Linked DNA regions of Homo sapiens: region 1 is linked to region 2. The links are chromatin loops, found by intact Hi-C in ENCODE. Cell type or tissue: heart right ventricle. All regions are shown on one strand. Links, peaks and the distances in the headings refer to the core of each region. The heading gives the core; the rest is flanking DNA. Region 1 overlaps CCDC178 (coiled-coil domain containing 178). Region 2 holds the start of LOC107985186 (a long non-coding RNA gene).

What was found. Peaks named below come from ENCODE experiments on the same cell type or tissue, not always from the same donor. Only the 100,000 strongest peaks of a DNase experiment are listed, where the experiment ranks them.
Region 1: a loop joins it to region 2, with 4 times the contacts of the local background. A loop is called at or near these places in 2 of 110 quality-filtered maps.

What each region holds. Positions count from the first base shown.
Region 1 is chr18:32,970,044-32,978,389 of GRCh38, forward strand. CCDC178 (coiled-coil domain containing 178) reads right to left here. Exons shown (of 23, transcript NM_001105528.4): 22 at 4,504-4,638. Among named protein-coding and RNA genes, the nearest start is that of KLHL14, 200 kb to the left of the region's middle. In heart right ventricle, for the core only: no CTCF peak of the experiment used is centred there; no DNase peak of the experiment used is centred there.
Region 2 is chr18:32,916,379-32,924,724 of GRCh38, forward strand. It overlaps LOC105372058 (a long non-coding RNA gene), which reads left to right. Exons shown (of 10, transcript XR_935361.2): 10 at 111-339. LOC107985186 (a long non-coding RNA gene) reads left to right here and starts at 3,025. Exons shown (of 3, transcript XR_001753401.1): 1 at 3,025-3,200; 2 at 5,211-5,246. In heart right ventricle, for the core only: a CTCF peak has its summit at 3,640; no DNase peak of the experiment used is centred there.

The DNA.
Region 1 (8,346 bases), core at 296-8,295, 54 kb after region 2:
GGACAGGCCTTTGGTTCCAAGTTTATAGTAGCTCACTTTCGCTCATATTAAAATTGTGGTCAACTGAAATCCCTAAATCTTTTTCATATAAAGGGCTTCAAAGTCAGATACACCAATTCTTTGTTCCAGTTATAACTCATCTTATTGGTTTCTGCTTGATCATGTAATTCAAAAGCTTATCTGGCCCACCTGGTTTTCTGCCAACTGTAGATCTGCCAGTCATGCCTTTGTGTGGCCCTGTAAGGAATTGTTCCAAGGCCAAGGATAAAACAAAATTTCTTTTTTTCTGTTTAACTGATTTTTGAATTGCTTTTCCTCAATATTGGTTATATACAATTTACTTTACAAAACCTTCATCAAATGATTTTTGCATTGAATAGTTCACCGAAATCTTATGGCATCATTTTAATACTACCTTGAGAATAGGAAACATTATTTAGACCCCCTGACATCGGCACTTAAAGGAATCGAGATACTAAGCCACAGGAAAATGAAAACCAATAGCATCTGGTCTGTTATGCAATTTTTAGTCATGTTGGATCATGTTGTATACATTGATACCTGCAGATTCACTCCACAAATACATTAAGTCACTCTAGCATGTTTTCCTTTAAAACAATTGGATATAAGTGAAAACAAGATAGACATAGGGTATTATCAAGCCCCCTAGTAGCCTTGCTACAATACACCCTAAAATACAACCCAGGGAGAATTGAAAGGATTTCACTGATGGTATAAAGGCCTGAAGGAGCTTAGAATCTTCCAGAAAGGAGGACAAGCTACATGTAGGAGTGGTTAGCTGCTGAAAATACAATTGTGGTTCGTGGGTATATACAGGGTACAAGTAAGGTAGAATTTAATTCATCTTGCACAGAAAGGTTGGGGAAGGACTCAGAATCATTTTGTAGAGGAAGTGATTGAATTGGGTCAGGTGGTTTTATTTATTTATATTTTATTATTTATGTATTTATTTTTATTTTACTTTAAGTTCTGGGATACATGTGCAAAATGTTCAGGTTTGTTACATAGGTATATATGTGCCATGGTGGTTTGCTCCACCTGTCAACCCATCATCTAGGTTTTAAGCCCTGCGTGCATTAGGTATTTGTCCTAATGTTCTCCCTCCCCTTACCCCCCACCCCACTACAGGCCCTGGTTTGTGTTGTTCCCCTCCCTGTGTCCATGTGTTCTCATTGTTCAACTCCCACTTATGAGTGATAACACACGGTGTTTGGTTTTCTGTTTCTGTATTAGTTTGCTGAGAATGATGGCTTCCAGCTTCATCCATGTCCCTGCAAAGGACATGATCTCATTCTTTTTTATGGCTGCATAGTATTCCATGGTGTATATGTGCCACATTTTCTTTATCCAGTCTGTCACTGATGGCCATTTGGGCTGGTTCCAAGTCTTTGCTATTGTAAATAGTGCTGCAAGAAACATACATGTGCATATGTCTTTATAGTAGAATGATTTATAATCCTTTGGGTATATACCCAGTAATGGGATTGCTGGGTCAAATGGTATTTCCAGTTCTAGATCCTTGAGGAATTGCCACACTGTCATCCACAATGGCTGAGCTAATTTACATTCCCATCAAAAATGTAAAAGCATTCCTATTTCTCCACAACCTCGCCAGTATCTATGGTTTCCTGACTTTTTAATAATCGTCATTCTGACTGGCTTGAGATGGTATCTCATTGTGGTTTGGATTTGCATTTCTCTAATGATCAGTGATGATGAGCTTTTTTAATACGTTTGTTAACCGCATAAATGTCATCATTTGAGAAGTGTCTGTTCATATCCTTTGCCGACATTTTCATCAGGTTGTTTTTTTCTTGTTAATTTGTTTAAGTTCCTTGTGGATTCTGGATATTAGACCTTTGTCTGATGGGTAGATCACAAACTTTTTTTCCCATTTTATAGGTTGCCTCTTCACTCTGATGCTAGTTTCTTTTGCTGTGCAGAAGCTCTTTAGTTTAATTAGATCCCATTTGCCAATTTTGGCTTTTTTTGAAATTGGTTTTGGTGTTTTAGTAATGAAGAATTTGCCCATCCTATGTCATGGATGGTATTGCCTAGGTTTTCTCTAAGGGGTTTTACGGCTTTGGGTTCTACATTTAAATTTTCAATCCATCTTGAGCTAATTTTTGTATAAGGTGTAAGGAAGGGGTCCAGTTTCAGTTTTCTGCATATGGCTAGCCAGTTTTCCCAGCACCATTTATTAAATAGGGAATCCTTTCCCCATTGCTTGTTTTTCTGAGGTTTGTCAAAGATCAGATGGTTGTAGATGTGTGGTTTTATTTCTGAGGTCTCTGTTCTGTTCCACTGGTCTATTTATCTGTTTTGGTACCAGTACCATGCTGCTTTGGTTATTGTAGCCTTGTAGTATAGTTTGAAGTCAAGTAGCATGATGCCTCCAGTTTTGTTCTTTTTGCTTAGGATTGTCTTGTCTCTACGGGCTATTTTTTGGTGCCATATGAAATTTAAAGCAGTTTTTTTCCAATTCTGTGAAGAAAGTCAATGGTAGCTTGATCAGGTGTTTTTAAACAGGCATGATAAAAATGAGTATTGCAGAAACAGGGAAGAGTATAAACACAAAAGAAGAAGAATGAGTTTCACAGCAAGTTTCTTAATTAGCAAGAATTTTGGAGTGGCTGAAACATACTAAAGAACTGAAGCAGAGAGAAGATGAAGCTGGGATTATTAGCACAAGCTGGGTCATGAAGATTGTTGTGTACCATGCTGAAGGTTGTAGACTTGATTTTTTTCCCCAGAGGATTGCATATTTCCACTGTTTTGTAGTAAGATTTTGAAAATTGTATTTTCACATTTTTATTAAAAGCCAAAATTGAAATATTCTAAATGGAAGCCATCTCCAATAGATAAGAAAATGAGGCACTAATTTATGCTGCTCACGTTCCCCAAATACAATCCAACCTTGCTGCTGTGTCTCTAGGTGCTGAGTAGTTGAGTTTCCCTACCTAACCTATCCCATCCCTTCATTTCCACTGTTATGTAACAGCCATACAAATAAGCAATTTAAAATCAAGTTTGGTAAACAATATGTTGGTGAAATTCTCATAAAAATTAAAACAAGGATTATTGAAAGGTATGAATTAGAGAATCACTTTACTGATATTCAAATAATTTCTAATGACATTTTTAATATTTGAAAAGACATAATAATTCACAGTGAGAATTTATCATTTGTAGATTTTTAAAAACATTTGGACAAAAATATAGATTTTTCTAAGATACTAATTAGAACATGCAGATTACTTTTAAATATTTAAAAGAGATTCACAGGTTCCAGCCACAATATAATGTGTTACATTTTAACAGACTTAAGGAAAACAAGATGCTCCTGACTTCTAAAATAATGCAATTGTAGTTTGTACTCAAGTTTGTACATAAATTTCTACTAAATCTACATGTTTTAAGCACTGCCTTTCAAAATCTTCCTTTTTCTTCTATTATTTTAAATTTTTTCTTATAACCCACTGTCAAAACAACCCATATATAAAGCACACACACACACACAATCCTCAGAAGAAAATATCAAAAAATAGACAACAGCAAAAATGAAATTTGAAATCGCTTCATAGCTATTCAAGTGCTTTGCAAAATCTTCCTTTACTTGAATTAAAAGTAATATGAAGTGCGTGTATAATAAAATGTTTAGAAAAAGATTTGGTTTAGGGTTCAGCATTCATTTCATATTACTGAAAAGTGTGATTTTATGTTTTTGTTTTTCACAGAACAGGCATTCTAGTTTTTGTTACTTAATAGAACAAGGTAGTATGTGTTTTTCTTTGGGAGGTCATGTTTTATGCAGGTAGTAACATGTGATATGGTAAAACATTAATTTTTTAAAAGTTTAAGTAATATTTAAGAATTGTCTTCACATATTTAATGTGGGTTTCTAAAATATATCATTCTTAAAATGAAACAATGTATCTGCTAAATGTTTTTATTGAAACAAGGAGTAAAATCTCACATGCATCTAGAACCACAGCTACTTTCTAGTCTCAAGTTGCTTATCTTTCAAATAAAGTCATTTCCAAATCTGCTTAGGATGAGCCTCTTGCAAAATAGAAAAGGAAAGACAACAGTTAAACTAAGTAAACATAAGAGGGTTATTTTCACTGAAGTGGATTTTGCACAAAATCAGCACAAGGTATCTTGTGTCAACATCTTTTAAACAGCTGGATGACATCTGCAAAGCCTGAAGATTTGAAAAAAAATTATTTATACTAAATGTATTTATAGAAATCAGTTCTGAGGTTTGTGAGAAATAAGTCCAATCTCCCTTTTCTCCCAAAGTATGCATGGTATATGTGCTAACTTACTGAATTCATTCTTCATGCAATTCCAGTTTATTAAAGAGGTTAAAAATTTATAAAACTCTGATGGGATATGGTTTTAATGCTTCATCACACTACCCATCATTTGCTTTTCAATCTAGATCAGAATGATCTTTCCTACTTCCCTGCAATCACCTACCTGCACAGCTAATATTTTCTGAATACTCTCCTGAGAGTCTGTCTGGAAGTTGGCCAGCCTCATCTGGCTGAAGAGGACCACCAGTTTGAAGTGCTCCTGCCACAGTGTGTGCATCCTTCTCTGCAGCTGACAGAGCTAAAGGGAAGAGGGAGGGGAGAAAACACAAGTCAGAGGAGGAGAGGAAATTAATGGCAGTGTTCAAGAAGAATGATGGAGGGAAATATAGAAAGCAGTCAATAGCCCATTCTGCACTGCACGGACCTGACAGGAATTTCACAGTCTCTTGATTTTTCAGCCCACTCATGTGCATTCATCAGAAACCAGTCACATCTGGCCGCCAGGATGGGGGGTTAATTTTCTCTAAATGCCTCAGCAGTTTTGTTCTAGCTGAGGCAAACTCTGTGACTGCAAAGCTGATGAGTAAAATATTTCTACTTCACCCAGTTTAACTCAAAACCGATAGCCTTGGGACATATTGAACCTTTCTTGAAAAAAATCATCTTTTGAAGCCGTTTTGAATGGCACATCAGGTCAAGCCAAAGTTTAAAAATGCAACTTTAAGACTTTGATGGACACCATCACTGCTTTTTTTCCTCATAAAGCTTACCATTGCTTGGCAATGTGTGCTTTAGAGCATGACAAAACTAAAGAGAATTAACTTAGCCATCAACTGCTGAGGGAGAACAATAACAAGGAAGAAATTTCCAGCTAGAACTCCCTATTAATCTACCTCCCTCTGACCATGTGACATGGAAACATCTCACTGCACTAAAGCATAGTGGATGCGGTGTTAAGAAGTGACATGTTTAATACAGGATCTGTACAGAAAAAGAAAGAATTCACCTATGACATGTGCTAGATCATTTGGAAATTTAATATAAAAACCAAAAGAAAACAGTGGACGTTTTATCAAAACAATGTACATTTGCCCTTCACCAGTTACCGTAGGCACGCCATACAGAATTATTATAATAAGGCATTTTCAAAGGGATAAACATAAAATTAACAGTAAAAACAGTTTCTTAAAAATCCCAAACATTTATAATGAATGCTTATATTATATATTTATAATGAATGTATATATCATATGTTTATACAATATAATACATTCTGTCACTGAAAACTCTTGGTTTTGGGGATGTGGATAATTGCTGATATCAGCTCATTTTTAGCATATTTTGCAGAATGAAAAAACAAAATTCACATCCAAACATATAATATCAAACACAATTTTTATATTAAATACTTCCTCATACCAGAGTAAAAACATGTGAAAAATGTGGCTATCTGATGGGTTACATATGCAGGATCCTCTGTAAAACATCAATAAAGAGTGTATGTAAAATTTGGGAATGCTTTTGTATATATATTTCAATAAAACAATTCACTTAACTAAATACTTGGTATTGCATGTAAATTGTTTACCATCATTATCCTCATTATGCATTGTTATAAATAACACATATGTATTTGTGTTTGGTTCCCAGGAAAATAAAGCCTCTATTTTTGGTTAGTTGATTAGGAAGAAGAAAAGACTTTGAAAACTATAGGTATTTCAGCTTACTAAATGCTGAATTACATTGTCCAGAACCAGTTTATGGGCATTTCAGATAATTTGGGCTATTAAATTAAAACTTAGCATTATTATTTGAAGAGAAATTTTGTCAAACTTAAAAAAAATTGTGTTTTCTTTAGTATTAGCCAAGCCTGACAGTCAATGTGGGGAGGTATGCTGTATCTTGATATACTCATTAAGACATTTGAAAAGTTTAGTTCATTGTGTATGTTCACAACTACATAAAGAGTCATATTAAGACTGTAATTATTGTTCAGGGACAGGAGAAGGGTCTGGGTATTGGGGGTTCAGGAATGATCCATAGGAGGTAGCACTAGCCCTGTATTACCTAATGTATGCATCAATGATTTAAATAATATTAATTAAATTTGCTTTAACAATAAGATGCAGAGCACATGTATATTTAAATTAGATATTACTTCAATTTGAAACAGTGGACAAGGCTAAAGAAGCTGACATTTGTGTCAAGTAAACATTAATAGCAGAAAAAAAGAACCATGACAAATATTCCTGAAAATAATTTCATAGCATATATATGTTTGAAATTTGTGTGATTTTTATACTGGTCTTTATTATTAAAATATGACCTTGCAGTTTACAGATTTTTTTAAAGGGCAAAAATGAAATGAGTGTGAAGGAAATTTTACTTGCTTAAAAAATAAAATTATCAATCAGTTTTACTAACAGGATATCTCATTTCTGAAATTACATGTGGAAATATATTTTGAAACACATATTGCAGTATAGTTCTTTATATACTACCTAAATACATTGTTTGCTGAGGTAAACATCCTGAATGAAGAGGCCATAATCTTATAGATAAATACAATTTGCTAAATGATGCTTAACTATAAATTGTCTGTTGTGGGTGGAGGCTCTGAAGAGATTAGATTTTTGCTATTTTCTTAACAAAGACAAATAATCTGTCAACTTTCTCAATTCTTGTCAATGTGACTTATTTAAACAACACAGTTCATAGGTTGATTGTATTCACAGTGGGCCTGTTGAGATAGCTTCTTTGATTAACCCCCGTTTACAGCTGAGAAATCTATATTTTAAAGAGGTTAACTTGCTTTAGGTTATTCAATTCCGTCTAACTTAAAGTTTAAGTTATTAACCATGATGCCATATCAGTTAAAGTTCAATGGCTTTTCTCTTTCTCTCTCTGATATTTTAGCAGTCACTTCTAGATTAAGGATAGTCATAAAGACTGCTAGAAACACCCAAGGGTTCCGTAGACCTTTGCCACAGAGTTTCCTGGAAAATAGGCTGTGATGCAAAATGAACATCTAGATATGCTTGTTAGACATTAGTAAGAAGTGCATGATAAAACCTTACCACATAGCATAGGTTTTCAAATTATTGTCTACCTCAGACCTTACTTTACTAGTTCGTTGTAATTTGGAATTTTTAAGACAACAACAAATGGGAGCCTACCTTGTACAAAAATTGGACAATAGACTATTAAGACAAGAAAAGTTCACAGCAATAAGCCAGAAATAAACGATTTTCAAAGAACGGCTGTAGGATGAACTCTTAGCCTTACTGAGTGGAATCAGATATCTCAGTGAAAAGTCACCTACAGCAAAATACCACTTTAATTTTCTCTAGTATTTTTCTTATTCCAAGGCTGTAGTTATTTGGAGCCAGCTTAGCTCTCAGAATACCTTATTATTTCCCCCAAGAGATCCTAGGATACTCGGAACTACACCTATGAACAAAGATTTGTTTGCCAAAGAAAATAATAAATTAATACTATTAAAGTAGCCACAAATATGATAAAAAGCAAGTAATGGAAAGATGAGCTGTAGAGGAATTCCTTAACAACAAGGTAAATTTTGCAAGTGGGAGCGCTTCAGCATGTGTAAACAAAGCAAACTGAATAGTAATGTTTTCTACAGCCACAAGTCAAATGAGGAGAAGCAGCTGTATGCAGTGTCTGTTTTTATTCAGTTGTCTGTATTCTAGCTTGAGGTAGCCATAAAGGCCTTGAATTTATCCATATTCACATGTTAACTGAAGCCTCTTAAACAGAGAAGTTTTTAAGGATCAACTAAGAAAGAGTAATATCTCAAAAAAGATTTTTTTTTTTTTTTTTTTTTTTTGCGGGGAAATCAATAGCTAATAGGCCTATGGAAAAACAAGAACCAGGAAAAGGAAGAATTAAAGACAATCTTAAAGAGAGAAGAACCAGTATCCAATAAAATAACATATGCACACAAACACATTTGCACACGAAAGACAAAAAGACTATTCAAAAGAATATT
Region 2 (8,346 bases), core at 233-8,232:
CATCCATCCATCGTTTAACAGCTATTGATTAAAGACCTCTGTAGCTGATACACTGTATTAGACATTATAGGACATTGAAAGTGACATAACTCCTGTTCTGTGTCTTTTAGATGCTTCAAACTATGTTGACTATTCATTTACAGCATAAAGAAGAGTGAGCCACTTTATCACTGCAGTAATTATATTTTAAAAATAAAGAAAATAAAACAAATGGAGTTTCCCACCCAATCCATGGAGACACAGACACGAAGTCTTACTATAGATGTGTGGCCAATCCTTACATTGCTTTTATTACAAGCCTGGAAATGACAATAAAATACATGAACTTGAGAGTATATAAAGGCTGTAAGTTAGCCATAATTTAGATTATAAGAAAATTGGATAGTAGTTCAACATAAAGAAATGAAATCTAACATATGATGTTATGTTCCGCACTGTAAATATCTCTGGTGTATATCTTGATTACCTGATTATGATAAAAGTAACAAGATAACTTGTTATCACGTTATCTGATAACTAGTTAACATGTCAGTATAGTAAATGATCAAAAACTGTTTTAGAAATTGCACCTGGGGTTGAAATATTTTGAGTTGGTAGCTTCTTCAGTGGTCATAGCTCTCAGCACCCAGTTAAAAAAACAGAGGCCAGGTGGGACTGGCTGGAAGAGGACCCCCATCCAGGTCATCAGAGCTCTTTCAACACTGCCTCTTGCAAAGCTATTTTATGCAACATGTTTCACTGCCAAGAGCAAATAAGAAAACTGACCTTAGCCTAAGCTGGTGCATAAGAATCTTGTTTTAAAGCTCAACCTTCTGCATTTTTTCAAACTTCCTTTCTCCACCCCACTCTGCTTCTTATCCAAACCCTTTTCCCTTCCCATCACTCATTTCCTAAATAGGACGCCTTATACCTTCACGTCAATATGCACTGCGAGAGCTTCCTTATCTCCCATTTAACTGTGTTCAATCAACGTAGTTTTTTAACTTAAAGTAATAGTTCTGATAGGATTCATAGGTTATCTTGGGCTAAAACAACAGCTAAATTTGGCTCATGGGAGAGTAAATCTTGGGTTTTGTTTTAAATGGCTAATTATTTTACTTAGTCTGCGTAGGCCTTGAACTCTAGGCATGTGTGCCACAAATACCAATAATAGATAGAGCATGTCAGATTTTCCAGAATTCAGGGGAAATGCTTTTATTCAATTTTGTACAATGATCAAAAGTGTTGACATCTTAGTCACATAAACCCATGCTCTGGACACTGCATGCACACAAACACAGGAGCTCAAGCCCATCCACCTCTTCTCATTTTATTCTTTCCCCAGCTTAGCATGCCCATCTCACTATGGTTCCAGAGCCCACAAGAGTGCATGTCCTGTTTTCCCTCTGTTTCACCTACAGATCACATGGGTTCTACTGGAAGATATTTTCCCAAATGAATACTCATAAAGTTGCCACAAGATCTTCCCATTCGACAACCTCTGAGTGATTTTCTTTCTTAAAAAAGAAAAAGGAGGAGCTTTAATAGCTGCTTTAAGTTTACTTTCCCTGGATTCTTAATTATATTAAATACCCATATATTTCCTCCCTGAGTATTCATTTAGAAAGAAGGTTTTGTAATAGTCACATTTAATTTATCAGGGTGTAATAATTTGTGTTTCCCAATCATCTTGCCGACTTTGGTTCATTATACTATTGTTTCACATGAGTAAGTTAGCAAAGTTTGGATTGATTGACTCTAATTAACTAAAACTGGTTCCAGGCTGTGCATCTATTGTCATGGTAGCTAGCCGCAAAGCCCTAAACTGCTCAGCAATGTGATATAAGGTAATATTGATTTGAAAACTGTGTATAATATGTAACCTTGGGCTTATCACTGTTTGTGAGACAAACTTAAAAAAAGGGTGTGGGGAAGGAGAGGTATTAGGATGAATTTAAGGACACTTGGGAGTATAAATCAGAGTTTTCAGTGGGTTTCCTTTTTTTTCTGCCTGGAGAAAATAACAGATGTGTTGAACTACAAATGAATTCAAAGTTTAGCAGTAGGAAGACTAAGGATTTCATGGTTTCTGAAACTGTGAATAGGCTTGCTGACAAAAGTCTAAGATCTACTAAAAAAAAAACTATGGGGAGACTTCAATTTTGGTAGAGGAAATCTCAAGTTTTCTTATTGAAAAAAAGGAGTGGTTGGAATTTGATCTTTTCTCTATTGCTATTTTATAGTCAATCATAATCTTTACCTGAAGGGAGAAAAAAAGGTTTTTGAGAGTATGATCACCCGGAAAAATGATTGCTTTGACAGCCTGTAAACATGAACAAACACTACTCTTCCAGATCTTTCTATTTAGTGCTGGACAAAAATCAAGTTAAAAAAACTTGAATAGGATGCTGTAAGAGAGAGTCATTGATGAACTTCTAGCTTTCCTATGCCAGTGCTGCAGCTTCTGTCATGCCTGTTTTCAGGTAGTAGTTAAGATCTGATACATTTGATTGCTGTTGCACACTTTTTCAGTTCCATCTTCTTTACTTACAGAGCGTCAGCTATTTTCCATGACACTCTTATCAACTGAACTGTCTTTCCTTTCACTCTTTCGTTTCTTACCAACTTTAACAGAACAGCCTTTATGTCCTGGCAGATGGATGAAGCGGAAGTTTAACTCATGTACTACCGAGTCCTGCTTGAGAAGTGTACTGTCAGAGAAACAGAAAACTCCAGTTTATTCAGCTGCTTCCTTCGTTGGCACTGTGCTTAAGTCTTTTCAGAAACTGGGGACAGGCAAATTTTATGTCAGAGTCTTCTCCATTGGATGGTTTTTCTTTTAATGTTTTGTGACTGTTGTGGCCATGTGAGAAAGAATCAACTTCCAAATATCACAGTGAAAGAAGCTGCATTCATCAGGGTTCTCCAGAGAAACAGAACCAACAGGAAGTGTATATACATATAAAGAGAGATTTATTTTAAGGAATTGGCTCATGTGATTATGGAGGCTAACACGTCCTAAATCTCCATGGTAGGCTTGCAGGCTGGAGATCCAGGAAAGACCTGATGTTGCAGTTCAAGTCTCAGGGCCAATTGCTGGAGAATTCCCTCTTGCTCTGGGAAGGCCAGTCTTTGGTCTTTTCAGACTTTCATCTGATTGGATGAGGCCCACGTACAAAATGGAGATAAATCTGCTTTACTCAAAGGCCACTGATTTAAATGTAAGTCTTACCCAAAAACACTCTTACAGAAACACCAGATGACATTTGACCAAATATCTGAGCACCAGGGCCCAGCCAAGGTAAAACATAAAATTAGCCATCACAGAGCCCAGGACCCAGACAGAGGCAGAGACCTCTTAGTGATGACTGAGGAGCCAGAGAAGAGGAATATGGGAAAGAGAGTGGCACAACTTTATATCTGGAAAGAGAAAAAGGAAGTCATATGGCTGTTCATTATGAAGTATTTCAAATTATCACCACACAAACATGGTCCATGCAACACACACCTGTCTTTTTGGCTGAATATCTTAGCAACAAGGTGTCCTCACATCATTTTGTTCTTAGGTACAGGTAGATATCATGGTAGTTCTGAAGCAGTGGGCCACCAGGGGCAATGTGGTGAAATGAGAGACAGTAAAGGCCTGCTCAGTTTCCTTCTGCTCTTACTCCCTCTAATGGCAGGGGGTTGACACATCTACCCCCGAGAATATCTGCCCCGCCCTTCTTTCTAGAATTCAAAACAGTAGTCCAAGAGATCTCTGCCATGTTTACAGTTTCCCTGCCTCCTTAGCACCAGTTGCAACAGATTCACTCCTTACCAAATAGAAAACAGGTATAATATTATTTTTGCCGGTAAAATATTTATATTAACTTCAATAATCAAACAACAAACATTCTTTAAGTCCCTAGTAGGTACACAGCACTGAAGAGAATGCAAAAGAAAAAACATATTTCCTGTCTGTAAGAAGTTTATAATTTTTCTGGGAAGGAAGTCTAATATGTGGCAAATTAATAGAATTAATAGAATTCATCAAGTTATTAGTGGGGGCAATTTCCAATAGAAACTCTATGGGAGTTTATAGATGGTGAACATAAATATGAGATGGAACAGCTCACCTCTCTTTGTTGCTAAACTTGAATATGTGTTGCAAAAATTGAGTGATATTGTTTAAAATGGGTCAAGAATTTGCTTATACTTACTCAAACCTCTCCAGTTTCTTCCAATGATTATATGTCTTCTTGCTGTCTTTTTTTCAATTTACTTAATTAGTAGTCAAATTTATCAAAACTGTACAGAAACACCTAAGAATGGATTTTTGATAGAGAAGATTTGGAACTTTTGCCTGTAAAATAGAATACGTCTCTATGCTTGTAAACATTTAGTTACCTCAGAAGGTAAACTAAATGGAATCCCAGTTTTTCTGGAGATTGCAACTATTATTAGCAGATGAATCTCTAATATCAGTTCTATCAACATTCTCCTTTTAGCTTTTACTTAAAGAAGAAAGATAGACAGTATCTAGAAATTATCCTGGATGAACTCTGCCTTTCTAATAATTTCTGGAAACCTGAGAGTATTCTGGGTTCCCTGAGATGACAAATTCATTGCAACACCCTCTATTTGCCTAATCCCCGCACAAGACAGGATGACCCTTGTGGCAGAAAACAGTTTCAGGGAGATTGACTCTGAACTGAAGGGTAAAGATGTTTACTGAGAGACCTGAGTCCTTACAGTGGGACAATTAATAGGGCAGGTACTAAGGTCATTGCTGTAATACTCTAAGGTTGAACCTGGGAAAAAAGCACCAAATGTCACATTTGTGGGGCAAACAAAACAAAGTCAGTACTGGATAGTGAGCAGTATGCAAAGTGCTGATAGAAGACGAGATTAGGTCTGAGGGAAGCCCAAGGAGGGGAGCTATGAACTCAGACTTGGAGAGTGGACCGGACACTGGTAGAGTAGTCTTCCCTTATCCAAGGGGGATACTTGCAAAGACACCCAGCAGATGCCTGAAAGTGCAGATAGTACAGAACCCTATATATACTATGTTTTTTTTCCTATACATACATACCTATGATAAAGTTTAATTTATAAGTTAGACACAGGAAGAGATTAACATCAATAATATAACGATTACCATCTACCATCATAAAAGTTATACGATTGTGGTCTCCTCGCTCTCAAAATATTTTATTGTTCTGTACTCACTTTTCTTCTTTGATCTGTAGGTCTGTTAACCAAGACAGCTGCTAAGTGACTCATAGGTGGGTAGCCTAGAAAGCATGGATATGCTGGACAAAGGGATGATTCATGTCCTGTGTGGGATGGTGTAAGAGATTTCATCACGCTGCTCAGAATGGTGCACAATTTAAAATGAATTATTTTTAAATTTAAATATGATTTAAATACGAATTGTTTGCTTCTGGACTTTTTCATTCAACATTTTTGGACTGCAGTTGACTGCGGGTTACCGTAACAGACGAAGGTGAAACTATGGATAAGGGGCACTACTGCACATCCTTTTCCCATGGTTTGCAGTTTATATTCTGAATGTGTTTAATCTGACTGTAGTAGGAAGGTGGGATGCAGAGCTGGACTCCAAGCCAGCTGCATGCTCTATCACTTTTACTGATGGATATATGACAAGAAAATGTCTTCTAATTTTGTTTCTTTATCTGAAAGGCAAGAGAAGGCATCTGAGATGACACAGAATTCCCACTAAAATCATAGAATACTGGAGAGGCAGTGATCTGTGTCTCGCTAATCAAAGTGTGGCCCATGGAGCAGCAGAATTTGAATCACCTGAGAACTTGGCAATGCAAAATCTGAGGCTTCAGCCCAGATCTATTGCATTAGGATGTACAATTGCACAAGCTTCGGGTGATTCTTGTGCACATTAAAATCAGAGAGGCAGGCAGATCACGAGGACAGGAGATCAAGACCATCCTGGCTAACGTGGTGAAACCCCATCTCAAAAGTACAAAAAAAAAAAAAAGAAAAAGAAAAAAAAATTAGCTGAGCATGGTGGCGGGCGCCTTGTAGTCCCAGCTACTAGGAGGCTGAGGCAGAAGAATGGCGTGAACCCGGGAGGCAGAGCTTGCAGTGAGCCGAGATCTCGCCACTGCACTCCAGCCTGGGTGACAGAGCGAGACTCAGCCTCAAAAAAAAAAAAAAAAAAAAAAAAAAATCAGAGAGTGTGATTCGCAGGGAGACGGAAGTTCTCCCTTCTATAATACCACTCACAGATAGTCATCCAGTATCTGCTACAAACCCACCGGTGATAAGGAGCTCGTGATTTTTTAAAATCACAGTGTTTGCTAATAAATTCTCCTTTAACTTTGAGAACCTAGCGCAATAAATGACAAATTATAGTTGCTCAATAAATATTTATTGAATGGATGAATAAATGGATGAACAAATGTTTCATTGCCAATTGAAAGTGTTTGTCCACATGTTACTGGATCTAGCTGGATAATAAATCTACCTCCCTTATCCAGCCCTTAAATGGAATAAAAAAGACTGTGTGTTTCATATAGGCCTCTGTTTACCAGGCTATGTCTCGTCTCTTCAACTACTTCTCATATATCAAGATGTGTAAGTTTCTCACTGTCCTTGGTACCTTCTGGTCATGTGTTGGATTTTAAGTGCCTCTCATAGAATATGTGACCTAGGATTAAGCCTGTCCACAGATGTGCTCTCAGCAGCACACAGCACACACAAGGAACATAAGCTGATGACATTTCTCTGCTTCTGCTCTGGGCTTTTCTAATTTAGTAAATTGGCTGTCACATCACTAAAAATAGGAAGTTTGAACTTAGGCTCCCTTTTTTTTTCTGTCTGAGGTTATTTTGCTTACCACAAATGAAGGCCGCAGAAGCTAAATATATGTCTACTTGAATGATGACTTTATAGCAATAAAATGAGCCCACAGGGGCTAATGACTCTGTAATCAGCTTTTTTCAACCACTTTTTATATTGGGCATAATTTTCTCTCTCTCTGAGAAATTCTATATCATTTATCACCAGACTAACGTGAGCAAAAGAAAAAAGGCATGAGCTGAGAGATTAGAGGCCACGGCCTGTCTGCTATGAGATCATAATAGTAAATTTGCCCAGAGGGGACTATTCGATTTTGGATACTAGTACAGTAGATGCTCATGTTCTGTTCTTTTTTAGTTCAAAATTCTCATTTTGGCATTGACTTAAGAAGTTAGGTTTTAAGAACTTGTTTTGTTCATAGTTTCAAAATGACCAGTCAATAGTACACCAATGCAGGTCCTTTTTATAAATTCTTTTCATTGGTCAATGACACCTCCTTGTTGCCTTCAAAGGAAGGTTATCAAATCCGTCCCGTTGACCCGCTGGAAAATCAGTCTTTGGTAAACTTGAGAGTAGATACTTTTTGGGGGGGTCATACTATTAACATTTTCATGTGCTTGTGCTCCAGAAAACACCATGTGAGAAACATCTTTTTTCCTACCTATTATACCAAATTATTTAGGTTCTCCTTCTATGGCTTGAAGCTGAGCCTGCTCCTTTGGCAATTATTCCTTTTCCAGAGCTCATTGCTTTGGGACCTGGCTCATAGCTGATTGCACTGAATATTCTCTGCTTATTCCTCCAGATCTACGCTCTACCATTCTATTGCCCGCTCCCTGCCTTGGGAGCTGACCTGTACAGATTACATCAATGGACCTTCATGCTTCTTCCTCCTTCATCCTTTAGGTATAGGAGTGGCAATAGCTCTACTCCTATTGGCCCAGGATTTCTGCACTATCCCTTATGGCTCCTCTACAGCCTACTCATGACTTTGCATTCAGTGCTTTGTAAATAAACCTTCCTTGAATTATTCTAATTTGATAATTAGGTCCAATTTGTCCCCTTATCCTGGATGATTACAGCATTCATTCATTTGTTCTCTTATGTTTTTGGTTTTTTAGTTATTTACTTTAAAAAATATTTTATCTTCAATTTTATTTTTTCGCCTTCAAAAATTTATTGGCAAACATTGTTTATATTCAAGGTATACAATGTGATGATTTAAAATATGTATGAATCGTGTGATGATTATTACAATCAAATTAATTAACACATCAATCATCACCTATGCTATACGTTAGATTCCCAGAACTTGCTTATCTTATAACTGACAGTTTGTACCCTTTGACCAACATCTCCCCATTTCTCCCACCCCTCAGCCCCTGGCAACCATCATTCCACTCTCTGTTTCTATGAATTCAACTTTTTTAGATTCTACACATAAGTGAGGTCACACAGTATTTATCTTCCTGTGTCTGGCTTATTTCACTTAGCATTATGTCCTTCGGGTTTAGCCATATTGTTGCAAATGGCAGGATTATCTTC